Linked DNA regions of Homo sapiens: region 1 is linked to region 2. A link is a loop called in an ENCODE intact Hi-C map of the cell type or tissue named here. Cell type or tissue: lower leg skin. All regions are shown on one strand. Each heading gives the region's core, and the rest is flanking DNA. Links, peaks and the distances in the headings are about the cores only. Region 1 has its middle 18 kb from the start of CD163L1. Region 2 has its middle 30 kb from the start of PEX5.

Region 1 (10,809 bases), core at 3,288-8,287, 240 kb before region 2:
ATTTTTTAATATCTGTGTATTTATAGTTTCCAATGTTACTTTTGTTACTGATTTCTAGTTTTTTTCTACTGTGGTCAGAAAAAAAAATTGATATGATCTCAATTTCTTTGAACTTCTTGAGGCTTGTTTTGTCCTCTAACATGTGGTCTATCTTGAAGAATATTCTAAGTGCTGAGAAGAATGTGTATTCTGAAGCTCCTGAATGAAATGTTCTATAAATGTCTCTTAAGTCTATTTAGTCTATAGTGCAGATTAACTCTGATGTTTCTTTGTTGATTTTCTGTTGTGATGATCTATCCAGTGCTGAAAGTGGAATATTGAAGTTCCCAACTTCAGTTGTATTGGGTTTATTTCTCTTTAACTTAATAACATTTAATAACATTTGCTTTATGTATTTGGGGACTCCAGTACTGGGTGCATATATATTTACAATTGTTATATCCTCTTGCTAAGTCGACTCCTTTATTATTATATAATGATCTTCCTTGTTTCTTTTTATAGATTTGTCCTGAAATCTATTTTGTCTGATATAAGAGTGACTATTCCCTTTTCTTTTTTGGTTTAAATTTGCATGGAATATCTTTTCTATCCTTTCATTTTTAGTCTATGTGTGTTTATATAGGCAAAGTGAATTTCTTGTAGGAAGCATGCAGTTGGGTCTTTTTGTTATTATTCATTCAGCCACTCTATGTGTTCTAATTGGAGAATTTAGTCCATTAACCGTCAATGTATTATTGACAGGAAAGGACTTACTACTGCCATTTTGTTATTTGTTTTCTAGTTGTTTCATTGGTCCTGTCTTCATTTCTTACTGTCTTCCTTTGTGTACAAGTGATTTTCTCTGGTAGTATGTTTTAGTTTTTTGCTTTCTAGTTTTTATGTATCTATTTTAGTTTTTCTTCTCATGGTTACCATGAGGCTTGTAAATAACATCTTATAACAGATTTTTTTAAGCTGATGAAAACTTAATTATACTCATAATAGAAACGGAAACAAGCAAAGAGAAAACTAAAAAATCTACACTTTAACTTTATTCTCCCCTTATCATTTTTTGAGTTGTTGTCTATATATCTTTTTATATTGCCTGTATTTAACAAATCATTGTAGTTGTTATTATTCTTGATAGGCTTGTCTTTTAGTCTTCATACTAAATATATGCATGGTTTACACACTGCAATTACAGTGTCAGAGGTGTTCTATATTTGTTTGTGTACTTACTTTTACTGGTGAGTTTTATACTTTCAGGTGATTTCTTGTTGTTTGTTAGCACCTTATCTTTCAGACTGAAAAATTCCCTTCAGCAAATTTTTGCAAAGCAGGGCTGATGTTAATGAAATCCCTTAGGTTTTTGTTTGTCTTGGAAAGTCTTTATTTCTCCTTCATGTTTGAAGGATAATTTTGCTGGATATAACATTCTAAGTTGAAGAGGTTTTTTTCTTCACTACTTTGAATATATTATCCCCATCCCACTTGGCCTGTAAGGTTTCCACTAAAAAGTCAACTGCCACATGTATCAGAGTTCCTTTACATGTTATTTGCTTCTTTTCTCTTGCTGCTTTTAGGATACTTTGTCCTTGAACTTTGAGAGTTTGATTATTTTGTGTCTTGAGGTAGTCTCATTTGAATTGAATCTCCTTGGTCTTCTTTGAGCTTTATGTACCTGGGTATTCAAATCTTCCTCTAGGTTTGAAAAGTTGCTATTTCTTTGAATAAAACTTCTTCACTGATCTCTTATTTTACATCCTTTTTAAGGCCAATAACTCTTAGATTTGCCCTTTTGAGGGTATTTTCTAGAACTTGTAGGTGTTTTCACTCCTTTTAACTCTTTTTTTCTCCTTGGACTCTGTCTTTTTAATATAGCTATTTTCAAGCTCACTAATTCTTTTTTTTCTTTACGTCTTCTAAAAAAATGGGATACATGGGCAGAATGTGCAGGTTGGTTACATAGGTATATGTGTGCCATGGTGGTTTGCTGTAACTATTGACCCATCCTCTAAGTTCCCTCCCCTGACTCCCCACCTCCCAATAGGCTCTGATGTGTGTTGTTCCCCTCCCTGTGTCCATGTGTTCTCAATGTTCAACTGCAACTTATGAGTGAGAACATGTATTGTTTGGTTTACTGTTCCTGTGTTAGTTTGCTGAGGATGATGGCTTCCAGCTTCATCCATGTCCCTGCAAAGGACATGAACTCATTCCTTTTTATGGCTTCATGGTATTCAATGGGGTAAATGTGCCACATTTTCTTTATCCAGTGTATCATTGATGAGCATTTGGGTTGGCTCCAAGTCTTTGCTATTGCAAATAGTGCTGCAATAAACATACCTGTGCATGTGTCCTTATAGTAGAATGATTTATATTCGTTTGGGTATATATCCAGTAATGGGATTGCCGGGTCAAATGGTATTTCTGGTTCTAGATCCTTGAAGAATCACCATACTGTCTTCCACAATGGTTGAACTAATTTACATTCCCACCAACAGTGTAAAAGTGTCCCTCACCAGCATCTATTATTTCCTGACTTTTTAATAATTGCCATTCTGACTGGCATGAGATGGTATCTTATTGTGGTTTTGATTTGCATTTTTCTGATGAACAGTGATGTTGAGCTTTTTTTATGTTTGTTGGCAGTGTAAATGTCTTCTTTTGTAAGCTCATTAATTCTTTATTCTGCTTGATCAATACTGCTGAGAGACACTGTTGTATTTTCCAGCTTGTCAATTGAATTTTTCTGCTCCAGAATATCTGCTTTGTTTTTTAAATTATTTAATATCTTTGTTAAATTTCTCTGATAGAATTCTGTACTTCTTTTCTGTGTTATCTTGAAGTTTGTTGAGCTTCTGAAAGACAGCTATTTTTAATTCCATGTCTGAGAGGTTGCATGTCTCCATCACTCTAGAATTAATCACTGGTGCCTTATTTAATCTACTTAATGAAATCACATTTTCCTCAATGTTCCTGATGCTTGCAAACATTCACTAATGTCTAGACATTGCAGAGTTGATTGTTTATTTCAATCTTCACAATCTGGGCTTGTTTTTATTCATCCTTTTTGAAAGGGCTTTTAAATAATTCAAATTAGAAATTAAGACAGAGAAATTCACCCAAAGCCATACAGTTACATGGAAATTGAATAACATGATCCTGAATGGCTTTTGGGTAATGAAATTAAGGCAGAAATCAAGAAGTTCTTTGAAACTAATGAGAACAAAGATAAATATACCAGAATCTCTGGGACACAGCTAAAGCAGTGTTAAGAGGGAAACTCATAAGACTAAATTCCCATATCAAAAACTTAGACCGATCTCGTTAACAACCTAATATCACAACTAAAAGAACTAGAGAACCAAATGCAAACAAACTCCAAAAGTAGCAGAACACAAGAAATTACCAGTCAGTGCTGAACTGAAAAAAATAGAGACATGAAAGAACATCCAAAAAATCCAGAAATTCAGGGGTTGGCGTTTTGAAAAAATTAATAAAATAGACCACTAGCTAGACTAATAAAGAAGAAAAGAGAGAGGATTCAAACATACACAGTCAGAAATGATAAGGGGGATATTACCACTGACCCCACAGAAATACAAACAACCATCAGAGAATATTATGAACACCTCTATGCACATAAACTAGAAAATCTAGAAGAAATGGATAAATTCCTGAACACACAACACCATCCCAAGACTGAACCAGGAAGAAATTGATTTCCTAAGCAGACCAATAATGAGCTCTGAAATTAAGGTAGTAATAAATAGCCTACCAAACAAAAAAAAAAAAAAAAAGCCCAGCACCAGAGGGATAGAGGGATTCACAGCTGAATTCTACCAGCTGTGCAAAGAAAAGATGGTACTATTTATATTGAAACTATTACAAAAAATTGAGGAGAAGGAACTCCTTCCTAACTCATTCTATGAAGTTAGCATCATCCTGATACCAAAAACTGGCAGAGATACAACAAAAAGAGAAAACTTCAGGCCAATATCCTTGATGAACATCGATGCAAAAATCCTCAACAAGATACTGGCAAACTGAATCCAGCAGCACATCAAAAAGCTTATCCACTACGATCAAGTAGGCCTCATCCTTGTGATGCAAGATTGCTTCAACATATGCAAATCAATAAATGTGATTCATCACATACACAGAATTAAAGACAAAAACCACATGATTATATCAATAGGTGCAGAAAGGACTTTCAATAAAATTCATCATCGATTTATGCTAAAAACTGTCAATAAACTAGTTGTTGAAGGAACATACCTCAAAATAATAAGAGCCATCTATGACAAACCCACAGCCAACATCATACTGAATATGCAAAAGCTAGAAGCATTCACCTTGAAAGCCAGCACAAGACAAGGATGCCCTCTCTCACACTCCTATTCAACATAGTATTGGAAGTTCTGGCCAGGCCAATCAGGCAAGAGAAAGAAATAAAGCGCATCCAAACAGGAAGAGAGGAAGCCGAACTATCTCTGTTTGCAGGCGACATAATCCTATATCTACAAAACCCCATAGTCTCAGCCCAAAAGCTTCTTACACTCATAAATATCTTCAGCAAAGTCTCAGGATACAAAATGTGCAAACATCATTAGCATTCTTATACACCAACAACAGTCAAGCAGAGAGCAAAATCAGGAACACAATTATCATTCAGAATTGCCACAAAAAGAATATAATGCCTAGGAATTCAGCTAACCAGGGAGGCGAAAGATCTCTACAAGGAGAACTACAAACCACTGCTTAAAGAAATCAGAGATGAAAGAAACAAATTGAAAAACATTCCATGCTCATGGATAGAAAGAATCAATATTATTAAAATGGCTATAGTGCCTGATATGGTTTGACTCTCTGTCCCCACCCAAATCTCACCTTGGATTGTAATAATCCCCACGTGTCAAGGGTGGGACCAGGTGGAGATCATTGAATCATGGGGGCAGTTTCCACCATGCCGTTCTGATAATGAGTGAGTCTCTTGAGAGCTGATGGTTTTATAAGAAGCTTCCCCCTTCACTCTGCTCTCATTCTCTCCTGCCATCCTGTGAAGAAGGATGTATTTGCTTCCCCTTCCACCATGATTGTAAGTTTCCTGAGGCCTCCCCAGCCATGCAGAACTGTGAGTCAATTAAACCTCTTTTCTTTATAACTTACCCAGTCATGGGCAGTTCTTTATAGCAGTGTGAGAATGAACTAAAACAATGCCCAAAGCAATTTATAGTTCAATGCTATTTCTGTTGAACCACCATTGACATTCTTCACAGAACTAGAAAAAAACTATTTTGAAATTCATATGGAACCAAAAAGGAGTCTGAATAGCCAAAGCAATCCTAAGTAAAAAGAATGAAGCTGGAGTTATCACGCTACTTGGCTTTAAATTATACTACAGGGATACAGTAACCAAAACAGCATGATACTGGTATGAGAACAGACACATAGACTGATGAAACAGAATAGAGAACCCAGAAATAAGACCACACACCTACAACTATCTGATCTCTGACAAACCTGATAAAAACAGGCAATGGAGAAAGGATTCCCTATTCAATAAATGGTGCTGTGGCCAGGTGTGGTGGCTCAGGCCTCTAATCCCAGCACTTTGGGAGACCGAGGTGGGTGGATCACTTGAGGTCAGGAATTCGAGGCCGGCCTGGCCAATATGGCGAAACCTTGTCTCTACAAAAGATACAAAAATTAGCCAGGTATGGTGGCAGGTGCCTGTAATCCCAGCTGCTTGGGAGGCTGAGGCACGAGAATTGCTTGACCCCAGGAGGCAGACATTGCAGTGAGCCAAGATCGCACTACTGCACTCCAACCTGGGCAACAGAGTGAATCTCTGTCTCAAAAAAAAAAAAAAATGGTGCTGGGATAACTGGCTAGTCATATGCAGAAGATTGAAACTAGACTCCTTCCTTACACTATACACAAAAATTAACACAAGGTGGATTAAAGATTTAAATGCAAAACCCAAAACTGTAAAAACCCTGAAAGACAACCTAGGCAATAGAGTTCAGGACATGGGCAGGGCAAAGCTTTCATGATGAAGATGCCAAAAGCAATTGCAACAAAAACAAAAACAGACAAATTGAATCTAATTAAAGAGCTTCTGCACAGCAAAATAAACTATCAAGAGAGTAAACAGACAACCTACAGAATGGGAGAAAAATTTTGCAAACTATGCATCCAACAAAGGTCTAATATCCAGCATCTATAAGGAACTTAAATTTACAAGAAAAAAACAACCCCATTAAAAAGTGGACAAAGGACATGAACAGAGACTTCTTAGTAGAAGATGTACATGCAGCCAACAGGCATATGAAAAAAGCTTGATATCGCTGATCATTAGAGAAATGCAAATTAAAGCCACAATGAGATACCATCTCACACCAGTCAGAATGACTATTATTAAAAAGTCAAAAAATAACGGATGCTGGCAAGGTTGTGGAAGGAAAAGAATGCTGTTGGTGAGGGTGTAAATTAGTTTAGCCATTATGGAAGACAGTGTGGCGATTCCTCAAAGACCTTAAAGACAGAAATACCATTTGACTCAGCAATGCCGTTACTTCGTATATACCCAAGGAATATAAGTCATTCTGTTATAAAGACACATTCACGTGTATGTTCACTGCAACACATTCACAACGGCAAAGACACGTAATCAACCTAAATGCTCATCAATGGAAGACTGGATAAAGAAAATGTGATACGTATACACCAAGGAATTCTATGCAGTGAGACTAAGTCCTTTGCAGGGACATTATTCTTGGCAAACTAAGTCAGGAACAGAAAACCAAATGCCACGTGTTCTCACTTACAAGTTGGAGCTAAATGATGAAAACACACGAACACATAAAGGGGAGCCACACACACTGGGTTTTTCGGAAGGTAGAAGGTGGGAAGAGGGAGAGGATCAGGAAAAATAACTAATGGGTACTAGGCTTAATACCTGGGTGTTAAGGGTAGGCTATTGGGTGATAAAATAAGCTGTACAACAAGCCCCCATGACACAGCTTTATCTATGTAACAAACCTGCACATGAACCCCTGAACTTAAAATAAAAGTTAAACAAAAAAAAGAGACAGAGAATTCAAATGGGTTTGAGTGTTGTTACCTAAGCCTGTGGTCATGGCAGCCTCTCAGCACTAGGGGGAACCCTAAGCCTCAGAATGCTACAATTTTTGCAGACTCAGATACACAGCCTTGGTGGACTTGGGGAAGATAAAAGAGAGTTCCCTGGGTTCCCAGGTGGATTCTCTTGCTCTCTTTCTTCAGTTTTCCCCAAGCAGGAGTCTCTTTCTATGCTGGGCTGTCTGGAGCTGTGAAAGGCATGATTCAGGCACTCTCATGGCCACCACAGCTGGCACCACACTGAGTCACACCTGAGGCCAATGGCCTTCCAGACCGACACAGTACTTGGGCTTACCCAAAGTCTGCGGACACTACTACCTGGCTACCACTGATGTTTATTTAAGACCCACCGCTACCTTTAGTCAGCAGCTGGGGAATTCTGCTAGGGCTGGGTCTGTCCCACCAGAACAGTGGATTCCCTTTTGGCCTGGGGTGGGCCTAGAAATGCTATTCAGGAGGAAAGTCTTGGAACTGAGATCGTCAAGAATCTGCCTGGTGCTTTATTTTACTGTGGCTCAACAGGTACCTGAGTTGCCAAAGTCCTCCATATTCCTCCATCTTCTTCCCCGAAAAGGAAGGAGTCTCTCCACATACTGCAGTGTCTGGAGTTGAGGGAGAGGTGATGCAGGCACTCCCATGGCCACACAGCTGGTGTCACACTGTCATATTCCAAGCCCACTGCCTCCAAGACCAGTACAGCACCAAGGCTTGCCCAAAGACTGCCGTCACTGTGGCCTGACTGCCACTTGAATTTATTAGAGGTCCCAGCCATTGTAGTCAGCCAGTGGTGAAGCTGGCTGGGACTCAGTTTTCTTCCATTGGGATGAAGGATTCCCCTCTGGCCCAGTGCTGGTCCAAATGGGCACTGGCAGAATGCTGCCTGGTGTTGAGTTCCACTGTGAGAGGGTGGCACTGAGCTGCAATGCAAAGTCTCACACTCACTTCACTCTTCTTCCCCTAAGCACACAGATTTTCCCTCCATGCTGTGTTGCCTGAGGCTGGGGTTGGGTAGTGTAGACAACGCAGGACTGTCCTTTCTACCTTCTTCAGTGTCTCTTTCCTTGTGATTATGTTTAAACCAGGTACCATGACCTCTCACCTGTTTGTTCTGTTTTGTTTGTTCTTATAAATGTGCTTTCTTGCTTGGATATTTGTTCAATTTAGTGTTCCTGCAGGGGCACAATTGCTGGAGGGTTCTGTTTGGCCATATCTCCACCTCCAACCATTAAAGTCTTTAATCCATTTTGAGTTTATTTTTGTATATGGTGTTAGGTAAGGGTCACATTTCATGATTCTTGTGGATATCCAGGTTCCCCAAAACTATTTAATACAGAGACTATTCTTTCTCCATTGTGTGTTCTTGGCACCTTTATAAAAAGTAAATTGACCATATTTCTTGGCTCTCTGTCCTGTTCCTCTGACCAACGTGTCTGTTTTTATGCCAGAACCACTCTGTTTTAATTACTATAGCTTTGTGATCAATTTTGATGTTAGGTACTATGATGCCTTTAGCTTTTTTATTTTTGCTCATGATTGCTTTGGCTATTGGAGGTCTTTTGTGGTTCCATTCAAATTTTAGAATTGTTTCTATTTCTGTGAAATTTTGATGGGATCACATTGAGTCTGAAGATTGCTCTGGGTAATATGGATACTTTAACGATATTAGTTCTTCCAACCTATGAACACTTGATAACTCTGCATTTATTTAAGTTGTCTACAATTTTTCATCAATGTTATTGTTTTCCATATATCGATTTTTCACATCCTTGATTAAAGTTACTCTTCATTATTTTGTTTATGGCATTGTGAATGGGGTTGGTTTCTTAATTTCTTTTTCTTTCTTTTTTTTTTTTTTTTGAGACAGAGTCTCATTCTGTTGCCCAGGCTGGAGTGCAGTGGCGTGATCTTGGCTTACTGCAACCCTCGCCTCCCAGGTTCAATCAGTTCTCTTGCCTCAGCCTCCTGAGTAGCTGGGATTACAGCTACACGCCACTACGCCCGGCCAATTTTTGTATTTTTAGTAGAGATGGGGTTTCGCCATGTTGGTCAGGCTAGTCTCGAACTCCTGACCTCGTGATCCGCCCGCCTCAGCCTCCCAAAGTGCTGGGATTACAGGCGTGAGCCACCACACCCGGCCGATTTCTTTTTCAAATAGTTTGTTGCTTGTGCTGAGAAATGTTACTGATTTTTGTGTACTAATTTTGTACTCTACAAGTTGACTGAATTTATCAATTTGAATAGTTTTTGGTGGATTTTTGTTTTTTTTGAGATAGAGTCTCACTCTGTTGCCCCGCTTGGAGTGCAGTGGTGAGATCTCAGCTCATTGCAACCTCCGCCTCACAGGCTCAAGCGATTTCTCATGCCTCAGCCTCTGGAGTAGCTGGGATTACAGGCATGCGCCACCACACCCAGCTAATTTTTGTAATTTTAGCTGAGACAGGGTTTCACCATGTTGCCCAGGCTAGTTTTGAACTCCTGGCCTCAAGCAATCCTCCCATCTCGGCTTCCCAAAGTGCTGAGATTACAGCGTGAGCCACTGCGCCTGGCCCTTTTTAGGATGTTCTATATGTAAGATAATGTCATCGGCAAACAGAAACAGTTTTACTTTTTTTCTATTTGGATGCTATTTATTTCTCTTGTCTCATTGCTCTGGCTAGACTTCCATAACTATCTTGAATAAATGTGGTGAGAGTGAACATCCTTGTATTCCTGATCTTAGAGGAAAAACTTTCAACTTTTTACCATTGAAAACACGATGATGTTACATGTAGGGTTTTCATATGTGGCCTTTATTGTGTTGAAGTACATTTTTTAATATCTAATTTACTAATAGTTCTTCTCATGAAAAAATATTGTTTGTCAAATGATTTTACTGCATCTATTGAGGTGATCATATAGTTTTTGTCTTTCATTCTGTTATTATCATGTATCACATTTGTTGACATGATATGTTCAACCATCCTTGCATCCCAGGGATAAACCCCATTTAATCATCGTGAATGATCCTATTAATGTGTTGTATTCAGTTGCTAGTATTTTGTTGAGGATATTTGCATCTATGTTCATCAGAGATATTGGCCTGTAATTTTCTTTTCTTATAGGGTTTTGTTTTTTGTTTTTTGTTTTTTGTTTTGCTTTGCATCAGGGTAATGGCTGACATTGTAAAATGGGTTTGAAAAATTTTCCTCCACTTCCACTTTTTGGAAGAGTCTGAAGAGAAGCGGTGTTAGTTTTCTTCTTCTTTAAATGTTTGGCAGTATTTCACCATGAAGCCCTCTGGTTCTGGAATTTTCATTGACAGAAGATATTTTATTATTAATTCAATTTTCTTACTCATTATTAGTCTGTTCAGTTTTTCTATTTTTTCTTGATTCAGCCTTGATTGGGTTGTACATATCTAGGAATGCATTCATTTCTTCTAGGTTGTCCAATTTTTTGGTATGTAATTGGTTATAGTAGTCTCTTGTGGTCCTTAGTATTTATGGGACATCAGTTGTAATGTCTCCTTTTTCATACCTGATTTTATTTATTTGAGTGTTCTCTCTTTTCTTCTTAGTCTAGGTAAATGTTTGTCAAATTTGTCTATCTTTTTAAAAACCAACTTAATTTTTTCAGTCTTTTGTTTTGCTTTTCTAGTCTGTTTGGTTTACTTCTGCTCTGTTATTTATTCTTTCCTTTTTGTACTTA
Region 2 (12,184 bases), core at 3,097-8,096:
CCCCTACTTTTTTAAGATCAAGTATATTTTGAATACAAATAGTATAAAGAAACTGAAAACTAAATACTTGACTGGCATTGAGACAAAAGAGACTTCACATTTAACACAGGAAAGGATGTCATTAAAAATTAATCCTTGCTTGAAAAAAATGGGGTTTTTCCCCCTTTTTCTCTTTTATTCTGGTAAAAAAGGAAAAGATAGGAACATATAGATGATTAGGTAGCAGAATCATGTGGTGGCTAAGAGCCCAGTTTTCAGAGCCAGACAAAGTTGGGTTGGATTTAAAACCAGGCCTCACCTAAACCAATATATAGGAAGGATCTTGACAAGTTTCTTCACACCTCTGAGTCTTTTTCAAATGTAAAATAAAAATATACAAAAAAAAAAAGAGAAAAGAAAAAAAGTAGAGAACACTACATTTATGCATATCCAAGTTCTTGTGTATACATTTTTAAGCCTCCTACAGATGATAAATTCCTAAATCTCCCCAAGTTTATGAATCCACTGAGCTGTCACCTACATGGAGTCCTTCCCGATCCTTCCAGCTAGAAATTGCTGGCATGTCTATGTAATCTGTATTAACTTGCTTACCGTCTCCAAAGTGGGAGCTTCTTGAGAATAAGAACTGTGTCTTAGTCTTCGTTGAATCTGCAGGGCCAAGTAAAGCCATAACACACAGTAAGAGCTTAATAAATGTTGGATAAATAAAGAAATGAATGCATGAACATAGAATGAAAATAATCCTAAAGTTAATGACCCTCAGGGGACATTGGAGGTAGGGAAGGAGGGAGACACAAAATTCGAGTAATCACCCTCAGCACCGACTAAACTGGAGACCCTACCGGTCAAAGCAATCAAATACAAAATGTATTCAAATCCCACTCTGGGGAGGCTCAGACTGCATCCAATTTCTGCATGAAACTACACCTCAGAAGCCTCTCCAAGGCAAGAAAAAACTGACAGCATCACTATCAAGATTCAGATAGGAGGCAGCATACACAGGAATACTCATTAAATATTTATTTTCCAAATCCCCAATGACAAGTTCTGGCCAATAAAGTGTGAATGGATGTCATGTGTGTCACTTCCATGTGGAGGCAGTGAAAAGTCCAAGTAAGATGCTCCAGTCTCTCTCTTCCGCTGCCCTAGCAACTACATGTTCCAGATGGTGCATCTACAAGATGGTGGAGCCCAGGTCAACCTGGGTCCCTGAGTTACTATGTGGAGCCAAGTCCTCCACCAACCACAGCAGGTTTGTAACATGGTGATAAATAAATGGTGTGTGTGTGAGCTGTGGAGATTTGGGGGTTAACTTGTTCCAGCAGCATAAGCTAGCCCATTCTGATGAATATAATATAGAAAGAATACTTGAAAAGAAGATGGAATCTTTTGCATTAAGGTGCTTCTCAGTAGTTTCCTGGATCCAGGCTTCCTTCTTCATATTCATTCCAAGCAGCTCTCTTAGATCTCGCCTTGCTTCTTCTATTGGACTTTGTTGGCTTCCAGTCACAATTTATTTCTGATTTACTGGCATCTAGATTTAAAACTCTTTTTGAAAGCAGCTGGACCTACGTGCATTCATCTCCTTTTTCTTTTTATGTCTGTCTCTACTGACAGTCATCTTCCCATTTCTTCCCCTCTGTCCCTGATCCATGACCCTTAATCTTAATCATCTCTCCTTTCCTCCAGGTGAATCAATCCATCATCTTTGATTTTATTTTTATTCTTCCACCATTCCTATACTAATGAAAAAGCAATATATGCATTTTAAACCTCTTCAGTTTCTTCTTGATTTTTTTGGCAAATCTGATCCCCAGATTTAGTGCTCCATGCACAGGCTCCTTTAATTGCCTTCTTGGGTAAGAAATAATTTCACTGGGCCTGGCACAGTGGCTCAAGCCTGTAATCCCAGCATTCTGAGAGGCCGAGGAGGGTGGATCACCTGAGGTCAGGAGTTCAAGACCAGCCTAGCCAAGATGGCAAACCCCATCTCTACCACAAATACAAAAACTAGCCAGGCATGGTGGCATGTGCCTGTAGTCCCAGCTACTTGGGGGGCTGAAGCAGGAGAATTGCTTGAGCCTGGCACGGTGGAGGTTGCAGTTGAGTCGAGATCGCGCCACTGCACTCCAGCCTGGGTGAGAGTGAGACTCTGTCTCAAAAATAATAATAATAATAATTTCACTGAATTGCTTCTTTTCTTAAAAAAGACAATACATTCTTTTAATAATAAGGACTGTTTTATCTCATTTTAATATTAATACAATCTAAATGGCAACTTGGGGGAAATCGTAGTCATGATCAGAACCAGGGATGGATCCAGGGAGGAGACTAAAGTTTGTGCAGTTCGAGGAACCCTCTATAAGTAAAAGAATACAAAATTACCAATATGAAATTCCATGGTCCTACTTCAGCCCTCTCCAGTTCAAGGAGAAGTATGGCAGAGAGGGGGTTGGAGTGGAAAGAGTCATCTTAACTAACTGCATTGAAAATAGTTTACTTTTGCAAAGTTTACAGAAGCATGTGCCCTTGCAAACACAGTGTCAGGGCCCCTCCCAGAACCTTGGAAGTAGCTGGTGCAGGGAAATTTAGGTCCTGAAGCTTAAACTTCATTAGCTTCACAATTAATCCACCTCTGTTCAGAAGCTGGTGTAATTAACAACTCCAAAGCAATTTGAGCTCTTGTGAGTGGAGATTCTTAAGGTAATTGAATCCAAGGTTAATGACACCACAGTTCTATCTTTAAGCCAGAAGACAGAGGAGGAACAGAATTTGGGCATCTGATCCAAGATTGTCCATCTCTGGCTGGTACTCAGAGTTCAAAGCCACATGCTCCCACACAGGTGATCTGTCCTACACATGCAGCTTCGGTGCACTTTGAAGTCCTGCCTGTGGCCGGGCGTGGTGGTTCACGCCTATAATCTCAGCACTTTGGGAAGCCAAGGTGGGTGGATCACTTGAGGTCAGGAGTTGGAGACCAGCCTGGCCAACATGGTGAAACCCCGTCTCTACTACAAATACAAAAATTAGTCAGGCATGGTAGTGTGCGCCTGCAATCCCAGCTACTCGGGAGGCTGAGGCAGGAGAATTGCTTGAACCTGGGAGGCAGAGTTTGCAGCAAGCTGAGATTGAGCCACTGCACTCCAGCCTGGGCAAAAAGAGTGAGACTCCAAGTCTGCAAACAGATTCTTTCTTTCCTTATTGAATCCTTCCTCATCTGGGCATGCTAAGGCCTCTGCAGGCCACAGGCATCTGCTGGGGCTCTGATAGGGCCCAAGACTGGGGGAAAGCCTATATCTACTTACCTCCCTTATGCCCCCATTTTACCTCACAGCTACTGCTACTCTGGTGCCTGAAATTGTTAACTTATTTATTTCTGGCCACTTACTCTTCTAGGCTAGATTTTGAGGGGAGTGACTCTGTATTTCCAATGTCTATAACTTAAACGATACTCAACTAATGTTTATTGAATGCTTGAATGGCACTGTGCTAGACATTTAAGAGAAATTATCTTATGTAAGAATTGGTTTTCAGAACATTACTTAGGCAATTTATATTTTCATTTCAAAGGCATAAGTTTTCAGCAATAAATAAAGCAAATTCCAATTTTCAAAAACAGAAGCAGTTTATTTCCAACAAACGTATACAAGCCACACATCTCTCCTGTCTCCAAAGATACACAAGACAAACCACAACATACTAACAGGTGGAGACCCTGAGGCCTCTTACTAAGTCTTAATCAGACATAACAGAGGAGGCAGGATGTTTATATGTGTATTTATCATTTGGCTGCTTTTCAATTAAAACCACATAGAAGTAAAACAAGAAGAAAAATTTGCTATGAAAAAAAGAACTGCAGCACTGTCTACATGACATAAGGATAGAGATGAGGTGTAAAAAGAGTTGTTTTGCTTGAGAAAACAGCTTAATTAGCCTTTCACCACTGTGAAAGGAGAGTCCTCATGAGCTGATCTTGAAGGATGCTGTAGAGACAACAGAATAAACAAGAAGCCCAAAATAATCAGGTGATGTCTCAACTTCCAGTTCAATGGAATCATAATTATGTACCCTGGTAGACGTATTCATCCCTTGAGAACTAAGAATCTAAATCAAAGTTTCCAAAGTTGCAGGAACAAAAAGCACACATTTTGTGTGTGGATAATAGATAACAATGAAGAAAGCCACTTCTCCTTCCACCCGTTTGTTCCTAGACCTATATTTTCTGACTATGGGAGAGAAACTACCATATATTGGTCACTGATTCTGATCAGACACTACATCTTATAGGACAGAACCCTAACCCCTCATGGCATTGTCACTCAGCTGATGCCATAATTGAGTTGTCAACAAACTATTTCATAATTCTATCAGGCCAGTTACTTCTGAGTGATGAAATGATATACGTAAGATTGTTGAATAACATGGGTATGAACATATTGCCTGGGTTTTTTGCTGTACAATGAATTCGTAGTACAGAAGCAGTATTACATAGGATACCATCATGGTGGATAAGAATTCAATACATCCAAGAATCATAGTGGCAGCAGAAATGTCATGCACAAGAAAGACAAATCCATATCAAGTAAGTATCTATTCTAGTGAGGAAAATAATCTTGTCCTTATCCATGATGGAAGAGATCTAATATCATCACCCTGTTCATTGGTCCAATGAGCAGCACTGAAGTGGCTTGGGAAAGCAGCTGGTTGCCATTCACAAAAAAGGTCATCTTGCCAAGATGACTTTTGAGCACCACCTCTATAACAGATGACATTTAGTGAGCATTCACATGGAACACGAATATCTCCACACCTGTGCCCTTACAAAAGATTGATCTACATGCTTCTTCTCTAATTCATAGTCAGTCCTCCCTAAGTCCCTGAACATAGAGCCAAACCATCCGCCACTACCCGTGAATCAGCTTAGATCCATAACTTCTGGCCTTTCTCCTTCCAGGTAAAATGGACAGCTAAGTGCACTGCTCAAAGTTCTGACCATTAAGAAGATATTTCTTCCTAACTGCCTTTCAGGATCACCCTTGGGGAATTCTATAATGCCGTGGTCATCCACTTTTAGGAGGTACCAGCATATCATCAGAACCATCTGTAAATCAGACCTGAATTTTTTTCCTAGTCAATTTGTCATAGGAAGTTCCCCACGGAGCCTAGGTGGGGATTAAAGGAGAGGTGGCAATGCATCAAGATTAGATGCCACTGAAGATGTTAAAATATAGAAAGGAATGCGTTTCAGTGAGTAATAGCTAACATTTTTTAAACTTATATGGCAGGAACTATTCCTTATGATGATATGTAATAATTATTCTAATCTTACCAATAACCCTGGGAGGTAGGGTTTTTCTTAACATTCCTATTCTGCAAAGAGGAAAACCAAGTTAAGTCAGTCATCTAAGGTCACCCAAGTAGCAAATGTGGTACTGTGAAGGTGGGCAGTCAGACTCCTGAACCTATGCTCTTAACTCCAGACCTTGAGGCCTAGCAATCTTGGGTAGATGGAGGAGAAAGCAGAAAGAGAGATGGCAGCAAATCTCTTGGTTGCTACTAAGGTCCTTTGGCGCCATCTGCTGTTTAGTGCCAGAGTTGGCAATTCCAAATAGTTTGGACTCCTATGATTGATGCTTTTTTCTTTCTCTTACCTGGAACACATATGCCTATCATGTTGTCTTCTTCCACTGTTAGGTCAGCTATTCAAACAAAAACATTGAGATTATAGATCTCATTTTAACTTCCTAAGTGAGCCCAAATACGGGCCAGAAGAGTGTTGGTGTCCATTTCTGTTTGAATGTTGAAGGCTGTCTGACTTTGTGCCTGCTTCTAGTATGGTCCAAACAATTGAAGATATTTTGGCTTTGAGAACACCATAAAGAAGAATGAGATCCTGTCATTTGCAACAACATGGTTGGAACTGGAGGTCATTATGTTAAGTGAAATTAACCAGGCAAAGAAAGATAAACGTCACATGTTCTCACTTATTTGTGGGAAGTAAAAATTAAAACAACTGAACTCACGGAGATAGAGTAGAAGGATGGTTACCAGAGGCTAGGAAGGGTAGTGGGGTGGGTGGGGGGGAGTGAGGATGGTTAATGGGTACAAAAGAATAATTATAAAGAATGAATAAGACCTAGTATTCTCTAACACAACATGGTGACTATAGTCAAAAATAATTAATTATACATTATAAATAACTAAAAGAATATCACTGGAGTGTCTGTAACACAAAGGATAAATGCTTGGGTAATGGATACCCTATTTACCCTGTGTTTATTACATATTGCATTCCTGTATCAAAATATCTCATGTAGCCCATAAATATATATACCTACTATGTACCTACAAAAATTAAAAAATTTTTTTCAAAAAAACACCAAAAAGTAAGAGAACTGCAAATATATAATAGTGGTAGTCATGGTAGGTTTTGCTGCCTAGTAGCGGCTGCCAGATATTGCTAATGGAGTCAGCACAATAATCTTTTTAAACTGATGAAGCCTTTGAAAATTGTGTCGTTAGAAAGATTTTTTAAACCAAGTTAAGACAAGAAGTTTCCTTCTTTACGACGTGTTAGATTAAGCCATTCTGCAGGGATTGGGGGATAAGGGTTCCCAGATTGTTAGAAAACTTCAACTAGAGTAGAGTTTAGAGGAGAACAAAAGATATGACCCTGAGTGGCAGTTCTATCTCAAGACAAGGTCCCCATTGCCTTAGCAGATTAAATACGCAGTTTGCTAGAAGACAAGCTGTGTGAGTGTCTTAGCCTAAGGTTGTGAGTGGGTTGTTTTACCCTGATTCAACTATCTCTTTCCTTTTCTTTGAAACACAAGGCCGCCATTTAATATGTGTCAAAACTTTAATAATTTTCATCTATTGTTTGAACAAATGAGGATTTGTTTTCCTACATGAATTGTCCAAGATGGTAGGTAGAGAATCCAATATGAGTTCAGGATCCCAAGGAAACTCCAGCCCGTTCATTCAGAAGCAGTGTCTGCAGAGGCTGTATATTTCTAAAGAAAAACAAATGGGTAAATTGAATAAAACCCAGTCGTACAGTTTCCACTTGAGGAAACTTTGACCTAGAATAGTTTGCCCGTCTCTAGAATATTCTTATATTTAAAGACCAGAAAGTGTCTCAATTGCAATGAATTCCTACTTTAGTTGATATAAGAAAGACCATTAAGCATCTATATGAATCCTGGAAGGACTCTTAAAGGCTACTGGTGATAGGTCACTATCATAATAATCGTCAATAAATCATACCTCCCTGTATCCACATCTCTTTGCAGTGTGTCATTTCTTCTCTCTCCATCTCCCCATCAAGAGATGGAGTCTATTTCTTCACACCCTTGATTCAGGGTTGAACTTATAAGTAAAATAACGTCTAACTGATATTAGTTAGACTAACTAACTCCCCTCCCTGAAGTTGCCATCCCACTCTGCATGGAACTGAAACTGCACGTCTCTTGCTGACCACCACAAAGGGACAACAGCCAGGGACTGACTGTGAAGGGACTTAGGGTAAAGGCACAGTGCAGCCCGTACAACTCAGGGAGGGGAGGAATGTACAGGTGCACATGCAGGACACTCGCTATGCAGCAGGGCCTATAGTGTCCCTGTTGGCCCCCTAAGTCATTTCCAGCTTGGGTGTATGGGTGGAGGCTGCAAAGCCCCTGCAGCCAGCCCAGGCCACCAAGGGTCATTCTCCACAGGGACAGGCGGCCCCAGTTATGCCTGCCCTGATGCAGCAGTCTGACCTCCTGCCTGTGGGACCAAAGGCAGAGCCTTGTAAAATAAATAATTTGTTTTGACCAATGAAAGGTGACAGGAGTGAGATTGTGTGAGATCCAGAGACTTGCTTTTGAGAGGCTTTGCAGTTCCTGCTCTGTCATTTTGACACCCTGAGACCACCATGCTGTAACGAGGCCGTCTCACCTACTGAGGAATTCTCCTCCACCTTGGAACATCCCAGCCCTAGTTGAGGCATCAAATGACGGCAGGTGGCCCCATGAATGTTCCCCGGTGAGTACAGCGAAGAAGCGCCCAGATTGCCAATCCACAGAATAGTCAGAGATAATTAATTATTGTTGTTTTAAGCCACTAAATTTTGGAGTGGTTTTTATGCAGCAAGATATAACTAATATACTTCCCAAGAAAAGGTAAATCCCAAACCAAACTCTGAATGCTTTAAATGCACTTGCCCTTTACGAAAAACTTTCCTACTTGGAAAATGAGAACACATTCTTAATTGTCACCACCTTAATTTGCCCAAATCTACTAAATATGTTAATATTCCCCATGGGCTGATAGTTCATAGAACTAAATCTTAAAATGAAGGTTTTCTACTTGGGAAAGGTTTTTTCAAATGAAACACTGGATTACTTTGAATTATAAAGTCATGGTTAAAAGTAACTACTACATTGATGTGAAGAAAAAAAATAAACACGTATGAATTAGTGTGAATAAAGTAATAATTTATTAACAAAAGATTAAACATTCCTATTCTCTAACACAAACACTTTATCTCCTTTAAAAAGTTGTTGGATGGAAATAAAGGAAATCTTACTTTGGTTTAATGACTTCAGGGTCCCTGCTGTGTTACAAGAAAAAATACAAAAGAAATACAAATGGGCAATAGGCTAGTGATTAATAGTCACGTAAAGACTAAAGAGAAAATAAAAATAATACAAAAAGTTTTGGGTCTAAGTTTCTAAAAGTTGTTTTGTTTTTGACTTTTATTCCAGGTTCTGGGTCTAAATTTCATTCAAATATATAGTTACAGATTGAAAGATATTTTATTTACAAACCTTTTTGTCCTAAGATCTTAAAAACAAAAAATAGAAGTTATGATCGTAAAATAAATATGATAATTCAATTTTACTCCAAAGTAAATCAATTTGTGAACTTTGGACATACAATAGTTCTATATAAATATTCTCTCCCATTTTTCCCACAGTGTAAAATAAAAATGCAAACATGGTATTACAGCTTATGCAAGAGTTTGGATTTTCCTTTCTAAAATACTAGATTAAATGAAATTTAAATCACTTACACTTGCCCTGGAGATAAAGTAAGTTGTTATTACCTTTGTCATTATTTAAGAGTAGGTAATGTATATATGGGTGTGAGTGTTTAAGGAATTTGGGCCGGGCACGGTGGCTCACGCCTGTAATCCCAGCACTTTGGGAAGCTAAGGCGGGTGGATCACCTGACGTCAGGAGTTCAAGACCAGCCTGGCCAATGTGGTGAAACCTTGTCTCTACTAAAAATACAAAAATTAGCCTGGCATGGTGGCAGGCGCCTGTAATAGCAGCTACTCGGGAGGCTGAGGCAGGAGAATCGCTTGAACCGGGGAGGCAGAGGTTGCAGTGAGCCGAGATCGTGCCATTGCACTCCAGCCTGGGCAACAAGAGTGAAACTCCATCTCAAAAAAAAATTTTTTTTTAATTTAATTAATATATTTAAATTGATTACAAATAATTTAAATCGCGTCTTTGTAAAATGGCTTTTGTTTTGTTTTTGACTTTTATTCCAGGTTCTGAAGTACACATGCAGGTTTGTTACATGGATAAACTGCATGTCGCTGAGGTTTGGTGTACAAATGATCCCGTCACCCAGAAGAGTGAGCATAGTACCCAACAGTTTTTCAACCTTCATCCCCCTCCACCTCTCTGGTAGTCTGCAGTGTCTGCCGTTCCTATCTTTATGTTCATGTGTACTAAATGTTTAGCTGTCACTTATAAGTGAGAATCTGTGGTATTTGGTTTTCTGTTCCCGTGTTAATTTGCTTAGGATAATGGCCTCCAGCGGCAACCATGCTGCTGCGAAGGTCGTGATTTTGTTCTTTTTCGCGGATGCATAGTATTCTATATTGCATATGTATCACATTTGCTTTATCCAGTCCACCATTGATGGGCATCCAGGTTGATTCCACGTCGTTGCTATCATGAATACTGCTGCAATGAACATATGAGTGCATGTGTCTTTTGGGTAGTGATTTATTCTCCTTTGGGTATATACTCTGTAATGGGACTACTTGGTCAAATGGTAGTTCTAAGTTCTTTGAGAAATTTCCAAACTGCTTCCCACAGTGGCTGAACTGATTTACACTCCCACCAACAGAGTATAAGTCCCCTTCTCTCTGCAACCTCACTAACATGTTACTTTTTTGACTTTTTAATAATAGTCATTCTGACTGGTGTGAGATGGTATCTCATTGTGGTTTTGATTTGCATTTCATTAGTAATGTTGAGCATTTTTTCATTTATTTGTTGACCAAATGAATGTCTTATTTTGAAAAGTGTCTGTTCATGTCCTTTGTCCATTTATAAAATAGTTTTCTTAACCTTAGCCTTAGTGACTGCAAATTTTGCGGACTACAAAGTCACCCAAATGCATAATCTGAGTAAAATTTTAAGATGCCACGTCTCTGATAAATTTGGGTTATCAACAATAATTGTATTGCTCATTGATGCTAGCTTCAATATAATTTCTAAAATCCCAAGATGAATTTAGAACTTTTGACTAATATAATACTGATATCATTATCAGTATTATATTAATAGGTAATAGTCTATATCCGAAGATTTCCAAAGAAATTAGTTTCAACATCTATTCATGTTTTTAATGTAAAAACATGAATAATGTAACATTCACAATTTTTTAAGAGAATAATTCTTTTTTTATTTTATTATTATTATACTTTAAGTTTTAGGGTACATGTGCACAATGTGCAGGTTAGTTACATATGTATACATGTGCCATGCTGGTGTGCTGCACCCATTAACTCGTCATTTAGCATTAGGTATATCTCCTAATGCTATCCCTCCCCCCTCCCCCCACCCCACAACAGTCCCCAGAGTGTGATGTTCCCCTTCCTGTGTCCATGTGTTCTTATTGTTCAATTCCCACCTATGAGTGAGAACATGCAGTGTTTGGTTTTTTGTTCTTGTGATAGTTTACTGAGAATGATTTCCAATTTCATCCATGTCCCTACAAAGGACATGAACTCATCATTTTTTACGGCTGCATAGTATTCCATGGTGTATATGTGCCACATTTTCTTAATCCAGTCTATCGTTGTTGGACATTTGGGTTGGTTCCAAGTCTTTGCTATTGTGAATAGTGCCGCAATAAACATACGTGTGCGTCTTTATAGCAGCATGATTTGTAGTCCTTTGGGAATATACCCAGTAATGGGATGGCTGGGTCAAATGGTATTTCTAGTTCTAGATCCCTGAGGAATCACCACACTGACTTCCACAATGGTTGAACTAGTTTACAGTCCCACCAACAGTGTAAAAGTGTTCCTATTTCTCCACATCCTGTCCAGCACCTGTTGTTTCCTGACTTTTTAATGACTGCCATTCTAACTGGTGTGAGATGGTATCTCATTGTGGTTTTGATTTGCATTTCTCTGATGGCCAGTGATGGTGAGCATTTTTTCATGTGTTTTTTGGCTGCATAAATGTCTTCTTTTGAAAAGTGTCTGTTCATGTCCTTCGCCCACTTTTTGATGGGGTTGTTTTTTTCTTGTAAATTTGTTTGAGTTCATTGTAGATTCTGGATATTAGCCCTTTGTCAGATGAGTAGGTTGCGAAAATTTTCTCCCATTTTGTAGGTTGCCTGTTCACTCTGTTGGTAGTTTCTTTTGCTGTGCAGAAGCTCTTTAGTTTAATTAGATCCCATTTGTCAATTTTGTCTTTTGTTGCCATTGCTTTTGGTGTTTTAGACATGAAGTCCTTGCCCATGCCTATGTCCTGAATGGTAATGCCTAGGTTTTCTTCTAGGGTTTTTATGGTTTTAGGTCTAACATGTAAGTCTTTAATCCATCTTGAATTGATTTTTGTATAAGGTGTAAGGAAGGGATCCAGTTTCAGCTTTCTACATATGGCTAGCCAGTTTTCCCTGCACCATTTATTAAATAGGGAATCCTTTCCCCATTGCTTTTGTCAGGTTTGTCAAAGATCAGATAGTTGTAGATATGCGGTGTTATTTCTGAGGGCTCTGTTCTGTTCCATTGATCTATATCTCTGTTTTGGTACCAGTACCATGCTGTTTTGGTTACTGTAGCCTTGTAGTATAGTTTGAAGAAGTCAGGTAGTGTGATGCCTCCAGCTTTGTTCTTTTGGCTTAGGATTGACTTGGTGATGTGGGCTCTTTTTTGGTTCCATATGAACTT

The links. Hi-C counts contacts between places; a loop is a spot of excess contacts. Peaks named below come from ENCODE experiments on the same cell type or tissue, not always from the same donor. Only the 100,000 strongest peaks of a DNase experiment are listed, where the experiment ranks them.
Region 1: a loop joins it to region 2, with 6 times the contacts of the local background. A loop is called at or near these places in 79 of 110 quality-filtered maps.

What each region holds. Positions count from the first base shown.
Region 1 is chr12:7,457,139-7,467,947 of GRCh38, reverse strand. No RefSeq gene overlaps it. Among named protein-coding and RNA genes, the nearest start is that of CD163L1, 18 kb to the right of the region's middle. In lower leg skin, for the core only: no CTCF peak of the experiment used is centred there; no DNase peak of the experiment used is centred there.
Region 2 is chr12:7,213,231-7,225,414 of GRCh38, reverse strand. It overlaps a transcript of PEX5 not described here. Among named protein-coding and RNA genes, the nearest start is that of PEX5, 30 kb to the right of the region's middle. In lower leg skin, for the core only: no CTCF peak of the experiment used is centred there; a DNase peak (open chromatin) is centred at 5,581.